2 separate regions of the Homo sapiens genome follow, and region 1 is linked to region 2. Evidence: read pairs that join two places in POLR2A ChIA-PET (ENCODE). Cell type or tissue: MCF 10A. All regions are shown on one strand. Links, peaks and the distances in the headings refer to the core of each region. The heading gives the core; the rest is flanking DNA. Region 1 overlaps ACSL3 (acyl-CoA synthetase long chain family member 3). Region 2 has its middle 47 kb from the start of ACSL3.

What was found. ChIA-PET counts read pairs that join two places held together with the same protein. Peaks named below come from ENCODE experiments on the same cell type or tissue, not always from the same donor. Only the 100,000 strongest peaks of a DNase experiment are listed, where the experiment ranks them.
Region 1: POLR2A ChIA-PET joins it to region 2 with 9 read pairs; 4 of 35 experiments call an interaction of 5 or more read pairs at or near these places.

The regions. Positions count from the first base shown.
Region 1 is chr2:222,880,471-222,891,230 of GRCh38, reverse strand. ACSL3 (acyl-CoA synthetase long chain family member 3) reads right to left here. Exons shown (of 17, transcript NM_004457.5): 2 at 3,343-3,401. Among named protein-coding and RNA genes, the nearest start is that of ACSL3, 25 kb to the right of the region's middle. In MCF 10A, for the core only: no CTCF peak of the experiment used is centred there; no DNase peak of the experiment used is centred there.
Region 2 is chr2:222,808,971-222,819,730 of GRCh38, reverse strand. No RefSeq gene overlaps it. Among named protein-coding and RNA genes, the nearest start is that of ACSL3, 47 kb to the left of the region's middle. RefSeq lists a silencer at 1,727-2,021. In MCF 10A, for the core only: no CTCF peak of the experiment used is centred there; a DNase peak (open chromatin) is centred at 6,070.

The DNA of each region.
Region 1 (10,760 bases), core at 1,807-9,806, 71 kb before region 2:
CTCTTTTCAGTACTACTCCTTATTTATTCCAATCATTTCCTACAAAATGATTAATGAGAAAGCCAGCTATATAAGTATTTCAGGAGAACATGAACTATTGGATTACTTAATGACATCAACCTGGCTCATGAATATTTGAGGATCTTCATAATTCCAACTCAATCCAGCTACGTACTACATTTGGCATTACATGAACCTGTACTAAGGAGAGTGAACAGACAGCCTAATTTTTAAGTGAAGGTTGTGTTAGTTGAAGTAACAAATTCACTTTTAAATATACCTCTTTTCGGCCAGGTACAATGGCTCACGCCTGTAATCCCAACACTTTGGGAGGCTGAAGTGGGCAGATCACTTGAGGCCAGGAGTTCAAGGTCAGCCTGGCCAACATGGAGAAACCCCGTCTCTATTAAAAAATATAAAAATTAGCCAGGTGTGGTGGTACGCACCTGTAATCCCAGCTACTTGGGAGGCTGAGGCACAAGAATCACCAGAGTCTGGGAGGCAGAGGTTGCAGTGAGCCAAGATTGCGCCACTGCACCTCAGCCTGGGCCACAGACCAAGACTCTGTCTCAAAAATAAACAAACAAACAAACAAATCTACCCACCTCTCTTTCCCCCAGGGTGAAATAAAAAATAAAATTAAAGAAAATTCAAAGGCCAGAGGAAAAATATAACAGTTCCAAACATACAAAAAAAAAGTTAGCAAAAGTAAATCTAATGAACAAAGTATGCATATTTGAGAGAAGACAGCTCTTCCGGTTATGTTTAACCTTTGAGAATGTAAAAGAATTAAAGGTTCTGAAGATTTTCAAGATGATTTTAAAATGCTTATTCCATTTATAAGAGGTACAATAGCTTAAAATAATTTTGCAAGCTAAGTCTACCCAGAATATATTTTCTTTAATTTCAACGATTTATATATCATTCAGTAAGATTACTTAGATGTTTCCTTTTCTCTTCCTCCACTCCCCTTCCCACCCCCAAAAGCCCAGTTTCTTATCTGTAGTCTGCATGGACCAGCTAAAAAAACAAAGTTAAGAAAAGGAAAATAACATATAATTAGAACTTAAAAGTATGTTGTGGAAATATACAGAATAAATAACCTGCATCACAATTAACATATTGTCTTCATTTGTACTATGTAAAGGTTAAGTAGCTAAAAATAAGGTTTAAACATCCGATTACTTCCTTTAGTCAATAGTCTTGTGTTGTATTCAAATATTACTTGCTTTTTTATCTTTAAATTCTTTACAACATATTTTCTTCTTCCTACAAATTCCCAATTATTTTACCACTAAGAAAAGCTATTCCTGAACAACATATTTCAAAATCAAAGCAACTAAGATCACCAGTTGTCTTCCCTCTCACCTCCATTCTCTGCTGTGTCATTCCCTGGCCTCTGCAGCTTTTCTGCAAGTGCTCAAAAACCAGATTACACTTAAAAACAGAAGACACAGAAAAAAGGAATCCACCTTAAGTAGCTATGAGAAACATCTGGCCCAGCTCTTAAAAACCATTTTCCTCTGAAACCAAGGGAGGAGCAAACTTGCTGCTGTCTCCGTCTCCTTCCATACTTCTCATCTAGGTCACTTTCACATACAAATCCAAATTTGCTTCGCTACATTTCTTAAGAAGTTTAAAATGTTTCAATCCGACAATCACACAAAGGACACGTACAAATGTGAATTAACTTCCATTTTTACATTATCTCTTAAATCATGGGACTTCTGAACATAAGCAATTCCCAAACGTGAAAAGGTTGAGTTCTAAGTTTCGGGATTCAAGACACTGGGTTTCCCAAGTAGTTCATGACATTCCCTTTACTTCATCGCACAGTTAACCTATATAACATGACTACGAGTCTTATTTCTCTTTTTAGGCAAAATTATGACAAAGTTATCTTTGTCACTGTACCATAGTACTTCTTCCTGTGCACCACCCTCCCACATCAGTTTCTGACGGCCTTTTCCCTCCTCAAATATCCTAAGTACCCTACTGAGCACACATAAATGCACTGAAGCTCCAAAACCACTTCTTCACCTACACAAACCTAGCTGATCCTCAACAGTAATTACAGTCATTTCTATAAATGTCTACCTATTTAAAATCTATCATTTAATATGTCATAATTATCTTTGCAATTTCAATTTTATTGTAAATCTGCTAAACTCTCTTGATGCATTCTTAGCTAAGAATTCAAAGTTTGGAGTTCCCATAACCCATTAACTACTAAAAGAAATTTGTAGAGGAGTACTGTGTTACAATGGGTTTACCTAGTCACTTCAAAAGCACTCTTAATTTGATCACGTATATCCCTCAAAGAGACGCAGGCACAGACATGTCTAAAACAAAGTGAGGCGTACTATTAAAGTGGACAAAGTATATTCCTTTTTCCATCACATCTACTTCATTAAAAGATGGCAATCTTGGATACGCAAACAAAGCGTCGCAAACAAAGCGTCTGGAAAGATACACTCTATGAAAATAAGGGATAATCCCTAGCAAAAGAACCAGGGTAACATAGGAGTTTCCTGTTTACTTAGATGCTCCTACATTGCTTACAGTTTTTAATAATAAACATATTACTTGTGTGATTTCCTTTTAAAATCAGTTAAAAATGTTAAGATTAATAAATTCAACTGATATGAAAAAAGACTTCGAAATGAGATTCTGAAAAGAAGGATGTCAACTATCATGATTCTAATGGATAAAATGCTTACTGCCTTTACGTCATCATCAAAGCACTTTACCAACATAGACTATTCCCTACAGCAGTCCTACTCAATTTTTTCATTTCACAGAACGCTAAAAACCTTCGTCCTTAAATTTTTGCCCTAAAATTTCATAAACTCTAATTCACTTCAGATGACACAGAAAGAATAAAATTGTGCTATATTTCTTATGCCCCATGACAACTGTAATAACCATGCAGAACCTTCTATGGGTTGACAAAAAGCCCTTGAAACTACAATCTCTACTAAAATGTCCAGTTAGAAATTTACAGTAACATTCATACAAATTTTAAATGACCATCACATATTAAAATGGTCTAATTCATGCTAAACTATCCAAAATAAAGAGGCCACTGAGTTCAAATCCCTTGCAGATACTTAGTGAAATTCAAGTTAAGGAAAGGAAGATAGACAATACTGCTCAATGACATGGTTTAATGTCCCAATTGATTTATACAGAATTAAAGTAAATATAAAACTATCTTCCATATATAATCATAAAATGAGAATTACAATTTTTTGGTCAATTTAGCCATAATTGGTTTTAACTTAATATTTATTTTATAACAAATAAAAGAAATCTATTGTAATAAAAAATTAAATATTTTACCAGTTGACAATGGTAGGAGGTACTAGGTGCTTTGAAGATATGCGCCCTTGTGTCAAAACCTGTCAAAACAAACATAAAAAAGACAAGCATTACTACTCATATTCTAGTTAATCAGAGCCGAATGCCAACTTTTTCCTGGAACTATTTTACTTCTAAACCTCACATGAAAAGTTTCCGGTGAGTTTTTCTGGAAACACCAACCTATCACGCTAGCAAACAAAATTTTTATCATGTAACTTTTCTTCAAAAACATATAGTACACACACTACACACCAGTAAGAATGCCCAAAACCCAAAACACTAACACCACCCAATGCTTGCAAGGATGTGGAGCAACTCTCATTCATTGCTGGTGGGAATGCAAAATGGTACAGCCACTACGGAAGTTTGACAGTGTCATATAAAACTAAACATACTCCAAATATATGATCCAGCAACCACAGTGCTTGGTATTTACCCAAAAGAGTTGAAAATATGTCTACAAAAACACCTGTACATGCATGTCCATAGCAGTTTGATTCATAATTGCCAAAAGCTGGAAGCAATCAACATATCTTTCAACAAAGTAATGGATATATAAACTGTGGTACATCCAGACAATGGAAAATGAGTCAGTGTTGAAAAGAAATGAGCCATCAAGCCATGACAAGACATGAAGGAAACTTAAATGCATATTACAAAGTGAAAGGAGACAGTCTGAAAATGCTATGTACTGTATGATTCCAACTATATGACATATTGGAAAAGGCAAAGCTATGGAGATGGTAAAAGGATCCATGGTTGCCAGAGGTTAGAGCACAGAGGAGGATGAATAGGCAGAGCACAAAAGGACTTTTAGGGCAATAAAGCTATTCTGTATGTATTATAACGGTAGATACATGTCATCATATATTTGTTAAAACCTGCGGAGGGTACAGTACTAAGAGTGAACCCTAATGTAAACTATGGACTCTGGGTGATAACGATGTGTCAATGTAGGTTCATCAGTTATAACCAATGTAGCACTCTGGGGAGGTAGGGGGATGTTGATAAAGAGGGAGGCTATGCCTGTGTAGGGGAAGGGGTATATGAGAAATCTCTGCACCTTCCTCTCAATTTTGCTGTACACCTAAAACTGCTCTAAAAAATAAACTCTATTATAAAAAATAAGGTATTTCCAAAACTCAAAAAGTATACTATAAAGGCTGCGTTCATTTACTCATGATGATGATAAAGAATAAGTATTAAGATGTATATGTGGTGATATTAATACATTGTTTTTAAAAAACACTTTCAAATTTTTTCAATGATTTTCTCTATCACCTGCGAAGCAAACAGGTTAGCAGTCATTATATAGTTATTTTTAAGAATATATTAACAAGTAGAGCTAAAAGCTAAGTTTTTTTGAATCACTTAATTCAACATACCACTGCTTCATTAACTTTTAATTTGTTATTAATTTTTGTAAAAACGGACAGACCTTGCAGCCATAAAAAAGAATGAGTTCATGTCCTTCGCAGGGACATGGATGAAGCTGGAAGCCACCATTCTCAGCAAACTAACACAGGAACAGAAAAGAAACACCACACGTTCTCTCACTCATAAGTGGGAGTTGAAGAATGAGAACACATGGATATAGGGAGGGGAACATCATACACTTGGGCCTGTAGGTGGGTGGGGTAAGGGGAGGGAGAACATTAGGACAAATACCTAATGCATGTGGGGCTTAAAACTTAGATGATGATGGGTTGAAAGGTGCAGCAAACCAACATGCCACGTGTGTACCTACGTATACATGTAAACCTGCACGTTCTGCACATGTATCCCAGAACTTAAAGTAAAATAATAAATAAACTTTTTTTTTTAAAGTCAGGCATGGTGGCTCACGCCTGTAATCCCAACACTTTGGGAGGCTGACACGGGTGGATCACCTGAGGTCAGGAGTTCAAGACCAGCCTGACCAACAAGATGAAACCCCAACTCCACTAAAATTACAAAAATTAGCCAGGTGTGGTGGCGTGCACATATAGTCCCAGCTACTCTGGAGGCTGAGGCAGGAGAATCACTTGAACCCAGGAGGCAGAGGTTGCGTTAAGCCGAGATCATGCCACTGCACTCCAGCCTGGGTGACAGAGCGAGACTCTGTCTCAAAAAAAAAAGGACAGACCTTAAACTCAGATACTACTGGGTTCAAAATCCCTGCTGTTTCTTATTAGCTATGACTCCAGACAAGGTCATGCATCTATTCATCCAGGGGGGAAATAACTTAGAAATCTTCTTGTTATTAATAATTTCTTGTGCCAGTTTCCTCACATGTAAAAGAGAACAGTGCTATATATAATTCATATCCATAGTTGTAGAATTTCTATAAATAAAAAAGAGCAACAGGAGAAAGCAGGCTATGTATATTAACAGAAAATTCCACATTGTTTATTACCTATTAAAAATGGTTAACCTCATTAATTATCAAGGAAATACAAATTAAAACAGTATCATTTCCTACATTAAAATTTTTTTAATGAAAAAAATTCACAAGTGTTGGCAAAGATATGGCAAACAAGATAGATCTTGGCACTCTTACGGAAGTACAGCCAGTTAAGAGAGCAATTTGGCAGCATCTAGCAAAAGCTGAAAATGTAGACTCCTATGACCCAGCAATCCCTTTTGACAAATATGCCCTGGGGAAACTTATGTGCCATGCTTACTTTACCCTACTTTATTAAATGGCCCAAGGTGACAGGTCCTACTAGGTATGTAATTGGCCCTCAATAAATGTTAAAAATCTCTTCAACAAATATTTATTAAATGCCTTACTCAGCTCCAGACCCGACACTTTGCATTCTAAGAATGACACCATAGTACTGAAAAAAAAGAAAATTCCTAGTCAGTGGTAGAGCCTGACAAATCACTTTAACGTGGCAAAAACTATGAGAAGTGCATCAGCTGCATTAGGAAAACAGGCAATTGCAGCCTTTTGTCTAGGGTGGAGAAGACAAGGTCAAGGAAATCACTATAAACTGAGTTGATGCATGTATTTTTGTTCAAGCAGACAATAACTGCAGGCAATAATAACAATTATTTGTAAACGCGAAGGGAACTGTACAAGAAAAGAGAAATTTCAGAAGACTCTAAGTAGTTGTAGTAAGCTGAATAAAGGACCTCAAGGTTATCAGGCCCTAATCCCTAGGATCTACAAATGTTACCTTATTTGGAAAAAGACCCTAGATTACCCAGTGGTCCCTAAATGCCCTCACAAATGTCCTTATAAATAGAGAGGCAGAAGGAGATTGGACACACATGAAGGAGATGGTGACGTGAAGATGGAGCAGAGAGATTTGAAGATGCTGGCCTGAAAGATTGGACTGATAATAGGGAATGCCAGCAGCCACTAGAACTGAAAGAGGCAAGGAACAGGTTCTTCCCTGGAGCCTTCAAAGCTCTGCTGATACTTTGATTTCAACCCAGTAACACTGATTTGAACTTCTGGTCTCTATTAACATTAATAGAATAAATTTCTGTTGTTCTAAGCCTCCCAGTCTGTGGTGATTTGTTGCAGTGGCCCTAGAAGACAAATGCCTCACTGCCACTGTGAATGTTTGCTGCCCTAAGTGGTTGAAACATTATCCAGATCTCTTAAAAGTCTTCTAACTTTTATTAGCAGGGGGATGACATACTCGGATCTGTTTCATAATATTAAACCTGGTGCCAAATGTTGAGAATTTATTTGTGGAAAAAGAAACTAGAAACAGGAAAACCATTTAAAAATTCAAAATCCAGACAGAAGATAAAGTTCTTAATCACCAGATATTTGTGAAAAACCATCACTATCAAAGAAAGAGACAAACAGCAGACAAAAAGTGCCTCAGTGGAAACAGACAATGTAGGAAATGTGGGAAATTTTAAAATATGTCTATGTAATATTCTCAAAGGCATAAGAGAGGCTATTGCCATCTATGAAACAAGAATGCAATGCTATATATTAACAGAAGGAATAAAAATAAGAAAAAGTTCTTTGAAATTAATAGCAGCTGAAATTAAGGAGTCAATACAAGTGTCAGAAAATGAGGTGGAGACTCTTTTCCAGATAAAGAAGAGCAAAAGCAAGGGGTAGAATATAGAAAATTTAATTCTCATTTTAAAAAATAAGGTGTTAAATTAATCCAAGAGATTCAAGTTCCATTACAAGGAGTTCCAGAAATAGAAAAAAAGAACAAAGAGGCAAAAATTCCTGAAGCATTTTGCAAGCAGAAATTCCTAAAGCACACTGCAATATAATATCCCAGAGCTGATAAATACTAGTCTTCAGTTTGAAAGGACTGGGCAGATGAATGAGGGAAAAAATAACTGACTTCTAGACAGAGCCACGTAAATTCTCAAAGCTCAGAGTATAAGAATATCCTCAAATCTTCCTAAAAAAACAAAAGGCTGGCTGGGCATGGTGGCTCACGCCTGTAATCTCAGCACTTTGGGAGGCCGAGGCAGGCAGATCACCTGAGGTCGGGAGTTCGAGACCAGCATGACCAATAAGGAGAAACCCATCTCTACTAAAAATACAAAATTAGCCAGGCATAGTGGCGCATGCCTGTAATCCCAGCTACTAGAGAGGCTGACTGACACAGTAGAATCGCTTGAACCCGGGAGGGGGAGGTTGCAGTGAGCCAAGATCCTGCCACTATACTCCAGCCTGGGCAACAAGAGCAAAACTTTGTCTCAAAAAAAGAAAAAAAGAAAAAAAAAAAAAACAGAAAGCAAACCACCTACAAATAAGGTGATTCTATAACTGATCAACAAAGAAGGATACATATCAGAATAAAAGGAGGTACTATTAAAAAGTGTGATTTGGGCCAGGTGTGGTGGCTCATGCCTGTAATCCCAGCACTTTGGAAAGCCAAGGCAGGCAGATCACAAGGTCAGGAGATTCGAGCCCATCCTGGCTAACACAGCGAAACCCCATTGCTACTAAAAATACCAAAAATTAGCCAGGCATGGTGGCATCTGCCTGTAATCCCAGCTACTCAGGAGGCTGAGGCAGCGGAATCACTTGAAGCCAGGAGGCAGAGCTTGCAGTAAGCCAAGATCATGCCACTGCACTCCAGCCAGCCTGGGCGACAGAGCGAGAATCTGTCTTCAAAAAAAAAAAAAAAAAAACAGTGATCTGGAGGTATTCCAGACAAATCAGGATATATGGTCACCCTTCCTGTAAGGCAGGAATTCTCAACCCCCAGGCCACAGACCTGACAGCAGGTAGGCAACAGCAGGTGAGCAAGTATTACCGCCTGAGCTCTGCCTCCTGTCAGAACAGCAGCTGCATCAGATTCTCACAGGAGCAGGAATTCGGCATGCAAGGGTTCTAGATTGTCCGCTCCTTATGAGAATCTAATGCCTGATGATCTGAGGTGGAGCAGTTTCATCCCAAAACTATCCCCCACCCCACTGCCTCCTCGACCCCTGTCCATGGAAAAACTGTCTTCCACGAAACTGGGTCCCTAGTGCCAAAAAGCTTGGAGATCGCTGTTATAAAGAAGTAAGAATCATAATGGCATCAGATGTCTCAGAAACACAGGAAGGTAGGCAACTATGAACAAGGCCTTAAAAGTTTTAAGGGAAAGTTTTAACCTAGAATTCTACTCTCAGCTAATTTCCCAATCAATTGCAAGTAGAATAAAGAAATTTTCAGACTTTCAAGGACTTAGAAAATTTACATTCCACAAATACATTTTGCTAAGAAATTACTTTAAAAAGTCCTCAATCATGTGCATATATTCCTTTAAGTTTTAAAACAATTTTGTTAAGCCAGAATGATCTGAAGTTTTGTTACCTAGTTTACAAGAGCTGATATAATGCTGATTCCAAAACGTGACATACCACATAGGACAATCTCTTTAAAGAATATGAGGGAAAAAATCCTAAAATGTCAGCACATCTAATCCAGTTGAGTTAAAAGAATGATACACCATAACCAAGCATGGTTTGTTTACTCTGAGTGAAAAGATGCTTCACCATGAGAATTCTTTATTACTACCATCCTCTATATTTAACAGGCATAAGTAGGAGGGGAAAGGTGTGAGCATCACCATACATTTTCTTAAGTATTTAAGAAAAGTGAGGCCGGGCGCAATGGCTCACACCTATAATCCCAGCACTTTGGGCAGGTGGACCACCTGACGTCAGTTCATGACCAGCCTAGCCAACATGGTGAAACCCCATCTCTACTAAAAATACAAAATTAGCTAGGGGTGGTGGCGCATGCCTGTAATCCCAGCTACTTAGGAGGGTGAGGCAGGAGAATCGCTTGAACCCGGGAAGCGGAGGTTGCAGTAAACCAAGATCGCACCATTGCACTCCAGCCTGGGCGACAAGAGTGAAACTCCATCTCAGGGGTGGGGCGGGGAGTGAATATCAATTACTAAGTTTTAAAGGAACATCTTATTCAGAAACAAAATTGCTTAAACTTAAAAACAGTATATTTATTAGAAATCAACATTAAACATCATACTGAAAAGCAAATTCCAACCAAGTAAGGGACAACAAGGCCAACTATGATCATAATTATTATATATCAAGAAGGCTCTAACTCTATGCTGTCCAATGCGGTAACCGCAAGTGCCACTGCACACCTGAAACGTGGCTAGTCCAAACTGAGATGTGATCTAAGTGTAAAATACACATGGGATTCCAAAGACCTAGTAGTAAAAAAAGAACATAAAATAGTTAATTAATAAATTTTATATTGAACATATACACTGAAATAAGATTTTGAATATATTACATTAAACAATGTAATGAAATCAATTGCCTACTAGAAATGTAAAACTACATATATGGCTTACATTTACGGCTCTCAAGGCATGTCTTCTGAACAGCACTGCACTTTAGCCAATGCAATGAAAAAATAAACGACAGTTATGAATACTGAAAAAGACAGAATCATTATTGTGTGCAGATAAGTGCCTGCCTGACAAGAAAATCTGAAGGAATCATTTGAAAAATATCCAACCAGAGGGAGAATTCACAAAAATACTTCGATACCAAGTAAATAATAAAAATAGACAGGTTTTTTTTTGTTTTTTTTTTTTTTGGGAGACAGAGTCTCGCTCTGTCACCCAGGCTGGAGTGCAGTGGCGTGAACTCTGCTCACTGTAAGCTCCGCCTCCCGGGTTCACGCCATTCTCCTGTCTCAGCCTCCTGAGTAGCTGGGACTCCAGGCACCCACCACCACGCCTGGCTAATTTTTTTTTTATTTTTAGTAGAGACAGGGTTTCACCGTGTTAGCCAGGATGGTCTTGATCTCCTGATCTCGTGATCCGCCCACCTTGGCCTCCCAAAGTGCTGGGATTACAGGCATGAGCCACCGCGCCCGGCCAAAAATTGACAGTTTTTTTATATATTATTAATCACCAGTTAGAAATTGAAACGGAAATATAGTCACAATAGCAAAC
Region 2 (10,760 bases), core at 1,783-9,782:
ATTATCATTGCAGTGATTTCTTAGTTTCTTTGGTCTCTTTGTTTTCTCCTATTTCTTGAAATTAGCCTAAAAAAATGAGTAAAAACTCATTTTTTACTGGCTTTGCTATTGAGGGAGTTCTGTGTTGAGTTGTGGGAAGTGCTTAATTACTGATTGATCTCATTGATCCATTAATGAGAAAGGTTTCCTAGTAATATACAGTTTCTGTCTGGTTCTAAGTCAGTATTTATTTTTGTCAGAGACTCAGTCTTTTCTCAATAATTGCCCTAGAAGGCGTTTTCACACTTACACTTGAATGATAAATGGATTGTAATTTGTACAACTAACCTAAGAAGCAAAGAGACTTTGCAGAAATACAAAGATTAAGGCAACAAGCCCCATTCTACAGAAACTGAAGCTTCAGATGACAGGCTTTTCTGACTTTCGACATTTTTTTCAACAGCCTTTTACAAATTTCTATCTACTGGGGACAGAAGGTAAGTCTGGTAAAGACATTATTTAAGTGCCTGCCCTGCTATTCCTGTAGGAAATGAAATGACACTGATCATGAAAACCAATTATATAGATAAAGCCAATGTATTGGATTTGAAACATATATATATATATATATATATATATATATATATATATATATATATATATATATATATATAAAAATTTGTTTTTAGACGGAGTCTCACTCTGTCACCCAGGCTGGAGTGCAATAGCATGGTCTCGGCTCACCGCAACCTCCGCCTCCTGGGTTCAAGCAATTCTCCCACCTCAGCCTCCTAAATAGCTGGGATTACAGGTGCATGCCACCACACCCAGCTAATTTTTGTATTTTTAGTAGAGACAGGGTTTCACTATGTTGGCCAGGCTGGTCTCAAACTCCTGACCTCATGATCTGCCTGCCTTGGCCTCTGAAAGTGCTGGGATTACAGGCTTTAGCCACCGCGCCCAGCCGACCCAGCCTATATTAATAATACAAGTAATTTGACATGAGAAGGATAATTCTATACACTTGAGATCTTTCCTTCTTACTTTTTCAGAGGATATTGCTTTGCTAAAAAGAGAGGACAGATAGTGAAAATACTATTTATCCATTTTAGGGAAGGTACTGATTTAAGATACGAAAGATGGGCTGGACGCAGTGGCTCACGCCTGTAATCCCAGCACTTTGGGAGGCCGAAGCGGGTGGATCACGAGGTCAGGAGATTGAGACCATCCTAGCTAACACGGTGAAACCCTGTCTCTACTAAAAATACAAAAAATTAGCTGGGCATGGTGGCAGGCGCCTGTAGTCCCAGCTACTCGGGAGGCTGAGGCAGGAGAATAGCGTGAATCAGGGAGGCAGAGCTTACAGTGAGCCAAAATCTCGCCACTGTACTCCAACCTGGGAGACAGTGAGACTCCATCTCAAAAAAAAAAAAAAAAAGAAAGAAAGATGAATATTAAACATCAAAGATACAGTTAAAATGTTAGATCAGGAGATATATACATGATGTCATAATTTGTGGTTTTGGAGCTGGAACAAACATTAAGCCGGAATAAATTTCATATTAGACTTGGAAATAAGAGTGTTTTCAATGGACCAAAAAAGTTAAAGGATTACTAACAGAGATCCCTAAGGGCTAGCACTATGGATTAATAACCAGAAGAAAACAAGGTTTAATGTTGAGAGCAGTCCTAGGAACACATCCAACTGAGAAGCAATGGTTGAGGAGCAGAATACACAAGGAAAGATGTAGGAGAAATTTGGAAAGCTCAGGGATTAGCTCACAGTTAAGGCCTTGGTTGTGGGCACTGGTGCTATAGAGACAAGATGTGGAAAATTACACATCCCTATGGGCACTGGTAGCTTCCACACTTAAGGAGAAGCTAAAGGTCGCCTCCTCCTGTCAACACAGTTCTCCTGTCCACCCCACCTGCTCCCAGAACGCTAGGTATAACTGGCAGGTGGCCAGAAACTTTCAGTACAAAGATCAAGAGGAAAACAAGTATCACTAAATATTTAGGGAGAAACACTATCATAAAATGGCACCGAATTCAATAAACAGAAGAATAAATGCCTGAGAGAATATAGCTAATTAGACAGGCAAAAGATGTTATGACAAAAATTAATATCCTCAGAAAATTTGAGAGGATATCATAGACATGAAATAACTAATATCTTGAAAGTTTTAAATATAATAGACAAATGTCAGTAGAAGGATTAAACAGCCAAATGGACAAAACTAAAAAGCAAGTTTACCTGTGAGGAAATGAGAATCCAATATTGCAAAAGACTTTAAATGCTATTGAGTCTTTGCATTCAAGGATATGGTACATTATCTCTCTTTATTTACATATTTTCTTTTTTTCTTTCTTTTTTTTTTTTTTTTTTTTTTTTGCACCGCCCTTAATCCATTTAATCCTGAGTGGACACAGCACATGTTTCAGAGAGCACAGGGTTGGGGGTAAGGTCACAGATCAACAGGATCCCAAGAGAGAGGAATTTTTCTTAGTGCAGAACAAAATGAAAAGTCTCCCATGTCTACTTCTTTCTACACAGACACGGCAACCATCCGATTTCTCAATCTTTTCCCCACCTTTCCCGCCTTTCTATTCCACAAAGCCGCCATTGTCATCCTGGCCCGTTCTCAATGAGCTGTTGGGCACACCTCCCAGACGGGGTGGTGGCCGGGCAGAGGGGCTCCTCACTTCCCAGTAGGGGCGGCCGGGCAGAGGCGCCCCTCACCTCCCGGACGGGGCGGCTGGCCGGGCAGGGGGGCTGACCCCCCCCCACCTCCCTCCCGGACGGGGCGGCTGGCCGGGCGGGGGGCTGACCCCCCAACCTCCCTCCCGGACGGGGCGGCTGGCCGGGCAGAGGGGCTCCTCACTTCCCAGTAGGGGCAGCCGGGCAGAGGCGCCCCTCACCTCCCGGACGGGGCGGCTGGCCGGGCGGGGGGCCGACATCCCCACCTCCCTCCCGGACCGGGCGGCTGGCCGGGCAGGGGGCCGACCCCCCCACCTCCCTCCCGGACGGGGCGGCTGGCCGGGCGGGGGGCCGATCCCCCCACCTCCCTCCCGGACAGGGCGGCTGGCCGGGCAGAGGGGCTCCTCACTTCCCAGTAGGGGCGGCCGGGCAGAGGCGCCCCTCACCTCCCAGACGGGGCGGCTGGCCGGGCGGAGGGCTCACCCCCCCACCTCCCTCCCGGACGGGGCGGCTGGCCAGGCGGGGGGCTGACCCCCCCACCTCCCTCCCGGACGGGGCGGCTGGCCGGGCGGGGGGCTGACCCCCCCCCACCTCCCTCCCGGACGGGGTGGCTGCCGGGCGGAGACGCTCCTCACTTCCCAGATGGGGTGGCTGCCGGGCGGAGAGGCTCCTCACTTCTCAGACGGGGCAGCTGCCGGGCGGAGGGGCTCCTCACTTCTCAGACGGGGTGGTTGCCGGGCAGAGGGTCTCCTCGCTTCTCAGACGGGGCGGCCGGGCAGAGACGCTCCTCACCTCCCAGACAGGGTCTCGGCCGGGCAGAGGCGCTCCTCACATCCCAGATGGGGCGGCGGGGCAGAGGCGCTCCCCACATCTCAGAGGATGGGCGGCCGGGCAGAGATGCTCCTCACTTCCTAGATGTGATGGCGGCTGGGAAGAGGCGCTCCTCACTTCCTAGATGGGATGGCGGCCGGGCGGAGACGCTCCTCACTTTCCAGACTGGGCAGCCAGGCAGAGGGGCTCCTCACATCCCAGACGATGGGCGGCCAGGCAGAGACACTCCTCACTTCCCAGACGGGGTGGCGGCCGGGCAGAGGCTGCAATCTTGGCACTTTGGAGGCCAAGGCAGGCGGCTGGGAGGTGTAGGTTGTAGTGAGCCGAGATCACGCCACTGCACTCCAGCCTGGGCACCATTGAGCACTGAGTGAACGAGACTCCGTCTGCAATCCCGGCACCTCGGGAGGCCGAGGTTGGCGGATCACTCGCGGTTAGGGGCTGGAGACCGGCCCATCCGGCAGTACAGTCCAGCTTCGGCTCCGCATGAGAGGGAGACCGTGGGGAGAGGCAGAGGCAGAGGCAGAGGCAGAGGCAGAGGCAGAGGCAGAGGCAGAGGCAGAGGGAGAGCCTTTCTTTTTTTTTTTTGGAGGCAGAGTCTCACTGTATTGCCCAGGTTGGAGTGCAATGGCACGACCTAAACTCACTGCAACCTCTGCCTCCCAGGTTCAAGCAATTCTCGTGCCTTGGCATCCCAAGTAGCTGGGATTACAGGCATGTTCTACCACAGCCAGATAATTTTTGTAGTTTTAGTGGAGAAGGGGTTTCACCATGTTGGCCAGGCTGGTCTCGAACTCCTGACCTCAGGTGATCTGCCCTCCTTGGCCTCCCAAAGTGCTGGGGTTACAGGTGTGAGCAGCCATGCCCAACCTTACGTATTTTCTTTAGTTAAATTTTATAGATTTCTTTTAACAATGAGCTTTCAAAAGTCATCATTATCTCATGGAAGGAGACTTAAGTCCCTTAACCTACTATTGAACATCATCAAATTTTATTTGTTAGAACTGGAAAAGATTTTAAAAGAGGAAGAAGAAAATGGCCACAGCAGTGAAACGGTGCCCATGTTTATTTTTGGAAGAGAATAATTATATAATAGAAACTTTTTAAAATTCTGAGTTATTATTGAAGAGATTGGCAGTGACTTTCAAACATTTTGACCAAAACCCACACAAAAAAGATGTGTGCAACCCAGTGCACACATACACAAATATGTGTATAAGCAAAGGTTTCATAGAACAACGCTTACTTTACCATAGATTCTGGTGTATATATTGTTTAATTGTTTTATTGTGGAGGAAAGGCTCCTCCTACTCCCAGATGGATATGGCCCCCAGTTTGAAAAGTGTGGTACTAAGAAATCTTATTAGAAAGGCACTTGCCCATGCCCTCCAAAATATTCATTTCCTCATAAATGGATTGAGTTCTCATTCCCTGGTTTCTCTCAGTTAGTCCCTAGGTACCTGGAACCCATATTCAGACACCTCTGGTGCATTCTACTATGATCTCCCCATCTCCCTTTCCTCTTGTTGGATAGATACTATGATTTCACTTTTTATGCCTATTAAACTTTAGTTATAATTGGTGGCCAGGCATGGTGGCTCATGCCTGTAATCCCAGAACTTTGGGAGGCCGAATTGGGTGGATCACTTGAGGTCAGGAGTTGGAGACCAGCCTGGCCAAAATGGTGAAACCCCATCTCTACTAAAAATACAAAAAAATTAGCTGGGTGTGGTGGTACACACCTGTAATCCCAGCTATCTGGGAGGCTGAAGCACAAGAATTGCTTGAACCTGGGAGGTGGAGGTGGCAGTGAGCTGAGATCTGACCACTGCACTCCAGCCTGGGCAACAGAGCGAGACTTAGTCTCAGAAAAAGACTTTAGTTATGACTGGTCTTTTATAAATTGTGTGGACTGAATATTTATGTCCCCTCAATATTCATATGTTGAAGCCCTAACCCCCAATATGATGGAATTTGAAAGTGGAGCCTTTGGGAGATGATTTGGTTTAGATAAGGTCATGGGAGTGGGACCCCTCTGATGGGATTAGTGCCTTTATTAGAAGCGGAAGAGATGGGGACTTGTTCTGTCACTACCATGTAAAGACATTGAGAAGGCAGCCATCTGCAAGCCAGAAGGAGAGCTCTCACCAGAACCCAACCATGCTGGCACCCTGATCTCAGACTGGCACCCTGATCTCAGACTTCCAGCCTCAGAACTGTGAGAAATAGATTTCTGTTCTTTAAGCCACTCGGTCTATGGTATTTTGTTCCAGCAGCCCTAGCTGACCAAAACATAAATTTGCAAAGATCATATACTGTAACAGTGTTCATTGATGATATGAGGAAGCTGATCTCTGGCTCCCTCTCCCAATGTCAAGGCAGTGAGCTGGCCTAAGCACTATTAAGCCTGTTCCTTAACATAAGAACAATTTTCCTCTCCCACTCTGTAAGCAACTCTCTGCAACGCTATATGTATGTGCTTCTAGGAAGAGCGGGTAAATGAGATGACACACCCTGCCCACTAGCAATCTGCTACTTTGGCACCTAGGTTTGGGAGGGTGAACAGAATCATTTGTTTGTCTCAGCAACTGCATATATTAGTCATATCCAGAACAGATCATGCAGAAAAGGTCAACGTGGGTATGTTGTCTAATTCTGCAATATAGGGCAGAAGAGATACTCAGATCTGGAGCTGCCTGCCACATGTCAATTTGCATTAAGGGCTGGAGAACTTCGTGGTGAAAAACCTTTTCTCAAGGGAGAGAGAGCCATGCTCAAGAGGCTTGACCCAGGACAAAAGTCTTAGGCCCTGGAGAGGAGGAGAGGAGCGGTCCCTAGAATAGCACCGAGTCTTTCATTCTTATCTATGTCTGGCACCATCTCAATGGAGACTGTCAGTCTTAAAGGGATGGGGAGGAAAGACTGGGGCAAAGAGGGCCTCTAAGTGGAAACCAAAACAAGTATTTCACTAAAACCTTTGTGAGACATAGGGAAAACACAGAGCTAGGCAATTCTGACTTGAAGCCTCCACATCTCAGCTCAAACATTTACTGGCCCTGTAACTTGGGCAAGTTGCTTTAAACGTCCTATGCCTCAGTTTCCACATCTGCCAAAAAGAGCTGATAATTATACCTACTACTTACCCCACTGGGTTGGATGAAAGGAGATAATACAAAACAAGGCATTTAGTGTAGTGCCCGGCAAAGAAAACCCAAAAACATAGTTGGTACCTGTCATGATTAAGCACAGTGCATACTGTCACAGATACAAAGCCAGTGCGACAGAGAAGGACAGGCGCCTTCTCCGCTTTCCAAATGAATACCGATTTGGGGAGCTTTGTCACCTCAAAGGTCCCTGGCTGCAACAGGAAACAAGCAAAGAGAATTCAGAGACGGAGAAGATGGAAGAAGCAGTTTAGATGTCATTAGAATGCAAGATCCCTGAGGGATTTTGTCCAGTTCAAAATTGTTTCTTGGCATTCAGCGCTACACAAAGTGCATCACAGGGACCCAGATAAATAAGTGATAAATAAATGAGTGCTTGGGTGAATGAATTAATGGATGAATGAACGGTCAGAACCAGGTTCAGCTATGAGCACATGCAAAAGCCATTCTGCATAGTTTGGGGGGACACTTTTCAGGCTCTTTGCAGCCCACAATGATTTGAATTAATAAGCAATTCAAACTTTTCTTGAAAAAAATTGTCTTTAGCTTGAGCATTTACTGGGTGGGAGGCACTCTGCTAGGAGCATTGTGAGTGTTTGGTGAATGTTGTACAGGTGCCAGAGCAAGTGAAGTTGACGCTACGTAGGTCCTTCCAGAGCCTGGTAAAATCTGACATTGGTTGAGCATTTCCTATGTGCCGGGTACTATCTAAGCCTTTCATGTAATCCTCCCAATGACCCTCTGAAGGGTCACTGAGCTCTGAGCTCCATTTGCAGATGAGGAAGTCTGACTACAAGTAATATAAAGTAACAGAACGAAGATTACAGCACAGCTGTATTAAAACATCACTGTACTGCTCAGTTTTAAAACCAACCTTCCCCAACTTCTCTTTTCTTTTCCTTCCTTTCTCTCTTTTTCTTCCTTCCTTCCTTTCTTTCTTTCTCTCTCTCTTTTCTTTCTTGCTCTTTCTTTCTTTCTTTCCTTCTTTCTTTCTTTCTCTCTCTCTTTCTTTATTCTTTCCTTCCTTCTCTCTCTCTTTCTTTCTTTATTCTTTCCTTCCTTCTCTCTCTCTTTTCTTTCTTTTTTTTTGAGACAAGCTCTCACTCTGTCACCCAGACTGGAGTGCAGTGGCACTATCAAGGCTCACTGCAGCCTCAACTTCTTGGGCTCAAGCAATCCTCCACCTCAGCCTCCCAAGGAGCTGGGACCACAGGCGCATGCCACCATGCCCGGCTAACTTTATATTTTTTGTAGAGATGGGGTTTCACCATGATACCCAGGCTGGTCTCAAACTCCTGAGCTCAAGCAATCTGCCCACTTCTGCCTCCCAAAGTGCTGGGATTACAGGCATGAGCCACTGTACTCATCCTAGGGCTTCTATTTTTCATCAGCTGCAGGATTGGCCCTCAGGGTTGCTGGAGTGATAGAGAATTGTAAACTCTCAGCGCTAATAGAAAAGTCAGAGATCACCTAATCCTACAACTGGATTTTACTGACTTGGAAACTGAGATCCAAGAGGCACTATGAAGGTCCCAGTGCTGGCTACTGGAACATTCCACATATTCCTCATCTCCTACCAGGAAGTCAGGTTTTGAAATCATTTTGTTATAACAATAACTCAAGTTAGGGTGTATATCTAACTAAAATAATGCTGAAAACGTAATAGTGCAAATGAAATCACAATTCATAAAGGCACTCATTCTTTTTCTTGGGTGGCCTAATCTTTAGCTGTGACTAACGTGTGCACCTATATTTGCTTGTGTATGAACAATAACAGGAATTATAACAACAATGGCATTACATTTTTATACACAGCCTTTCATCTCAGGTGTGTAAGCCAAGTCAGCATCATCAACTCATTAATCGTAAGAACACTTCTTTGAGGTTCCCTCAGTGGGTAATTTTATTACCCTTTTTTATGGGTTGAGAAGCTACAACTAAAGTACAGTGACATTCCCAAAGTTACTCGAGAAATTGACAGAAAATCCAAAACTAAATCTTTCTTTCATGCTTGCAGGCATCTATCCTCCTACTAACTAATATTTGGGATATTCAGGTCATAGAGCATTGTTTATTAGATTAGTACTTATATAGTCTCATAAACTTTTTAGTAAGACAATAAGTTTATTAAGATTAATATTTTAAAAGCCAATTAACTCCTTTTAATATGCATATATAAGGTGCGTTTCTAACATTTCCTTGCATTCTATCCTGAAACTCACTTCATTTTTTAAAATCTTGATTTTTTTCATAGTCTTATTCTTTCTTTAAGACTTTTTTTAAGAGCAGTTTTAGGTTCTCAGCAAAGTTAAGAGAAAGGACAGAGACTTTCCATATGCCCCCTTCACCCACACATGCACGGCCTTCCCATTGTCGATGTCCCCACTAGAGTGGAACGATTAGTAGAATTGCTGAACCTACATTGACACATCATTATCACCAAAGTCCACAGTTTACACTAGGGTTCACTCTTGGTGTTGTATAGTCTGTGAGTTTGGATAAGTATATAATTACACGTATCCATCATTAGAGTATCATGCAAAGGATTTTCAATGTCCTAAAAACGCTCTGTGCTAGGCCTATTCATCTTTGCCTTCCCCCAACCCCTGGAAACCACCGATACTTTTAACTGTCTCCATAATTTTGGCTTTTCCGGAAAGTCAGTACGTAGCCTTTCCTGGTTGTCTTCTTTCACTTAATAATATCCATTGAGGTTTTCTCCATGTCTTTTCATGGCTTGATAGCTCATTTCTTTTTAGTGCTAAACAATAAGCCATTGTCTAGATGTACCACATTTTATCCATTCAAGTCCGTCTCATTTTTAACTGGGTACAGAACGTTGGTTACTAATGATGAATAATTGGGAGTAACTGATGGGATGAACAGACATGTCTGCCTGAAGTTTAAGAACAATTTATTAAAGGGACTTTGGGCTGAGCCACTGGAAGAGGAACTCCCTCCTTGAGCAAGGATCTCCTTTTCCTCCTTCCCTTCCTTCTGTTTTTCCCTCTAGTCATGGAGGAGTTTCTAGGAATTGCTCGCTCTTTCAGTGTGTTTTATTTCAAGAGAAGTGTGGCACGGAAGAAAGAGCCTCAGCTGGGCCAGTCACTTGGGTTCTCTAGGCTCCGGTGTCTCTAACTGTAAGATGACAAGGCTGGAGAGATGATTTCTGGGGTCCCTCTGAGCTCAGCTAACCCAAGATTCTACCTTCTTTGATTTCATCTTTGACATCTGCTTCTGTCTAATGGCTTAAAAGGAAGGCTTACTTTATACATGTCAGCAAAAATAGTTTGCCTGTATATTTATTTGAATGTCCCACAAAACCAAATCCTTGTTTCATGGTCCAGAGTTTATATCATTTTGTTTTCACTTATTTTTCCTTCTTGCTCATGAAATTCCAACAGCCTGAGAATCTGGCAGTCTTCAAGACTCTTCTCAAATGCCTTAAAATGTACCTGGGGGGTACTAAATATTTTCCAAAGCCTATGAATTGACAGAGAAGTCAAAATAGACTGGTTTCCACCAGGGTTACCATCATCAATTTTGCCACGTTCCACACTCAGTTTCCTTCTAAGGATATTCTTACAAATGCCACTACCGAATGTTCATCTTTAGGATCAGGATTAACTGCCTTACTCATATAAGAACTTTTTAGTGATTCTCTCATAGCAGTACAATAACAGATCTTTTTTCCCCACAAAAGAATATATAAAGCATTATCCTCGTAATTAATCTGTGATAAAAATCACGAAGGTCCAACCAAAATCTCATGCATTTGGATAGTTTTAGGAGCAGTCCTTATCTGGATTGTTCTAAATAATGAATCTGGGTGGCAAAAATATTCCATCCACACTGTCAGTTACCCCCAGATCTGCCTGTCACCCCCTTTTTAAAGTAGACTTTATTTTTTTTTTCCAGCCTTGGCATCTTTCTTGCATAAATAAACTTTATTTTTTAGAACAGGTTCAGTTTCACAGCAATTTCAAGTGGAAATTTCAGAAAGTTGCCATATTGCCTGCCCTTTTTTAGTGGCTTAAGCTGGTTTGATTGAATTTCTTTCACTTACAAGCAAAAAAATTCTCATAATA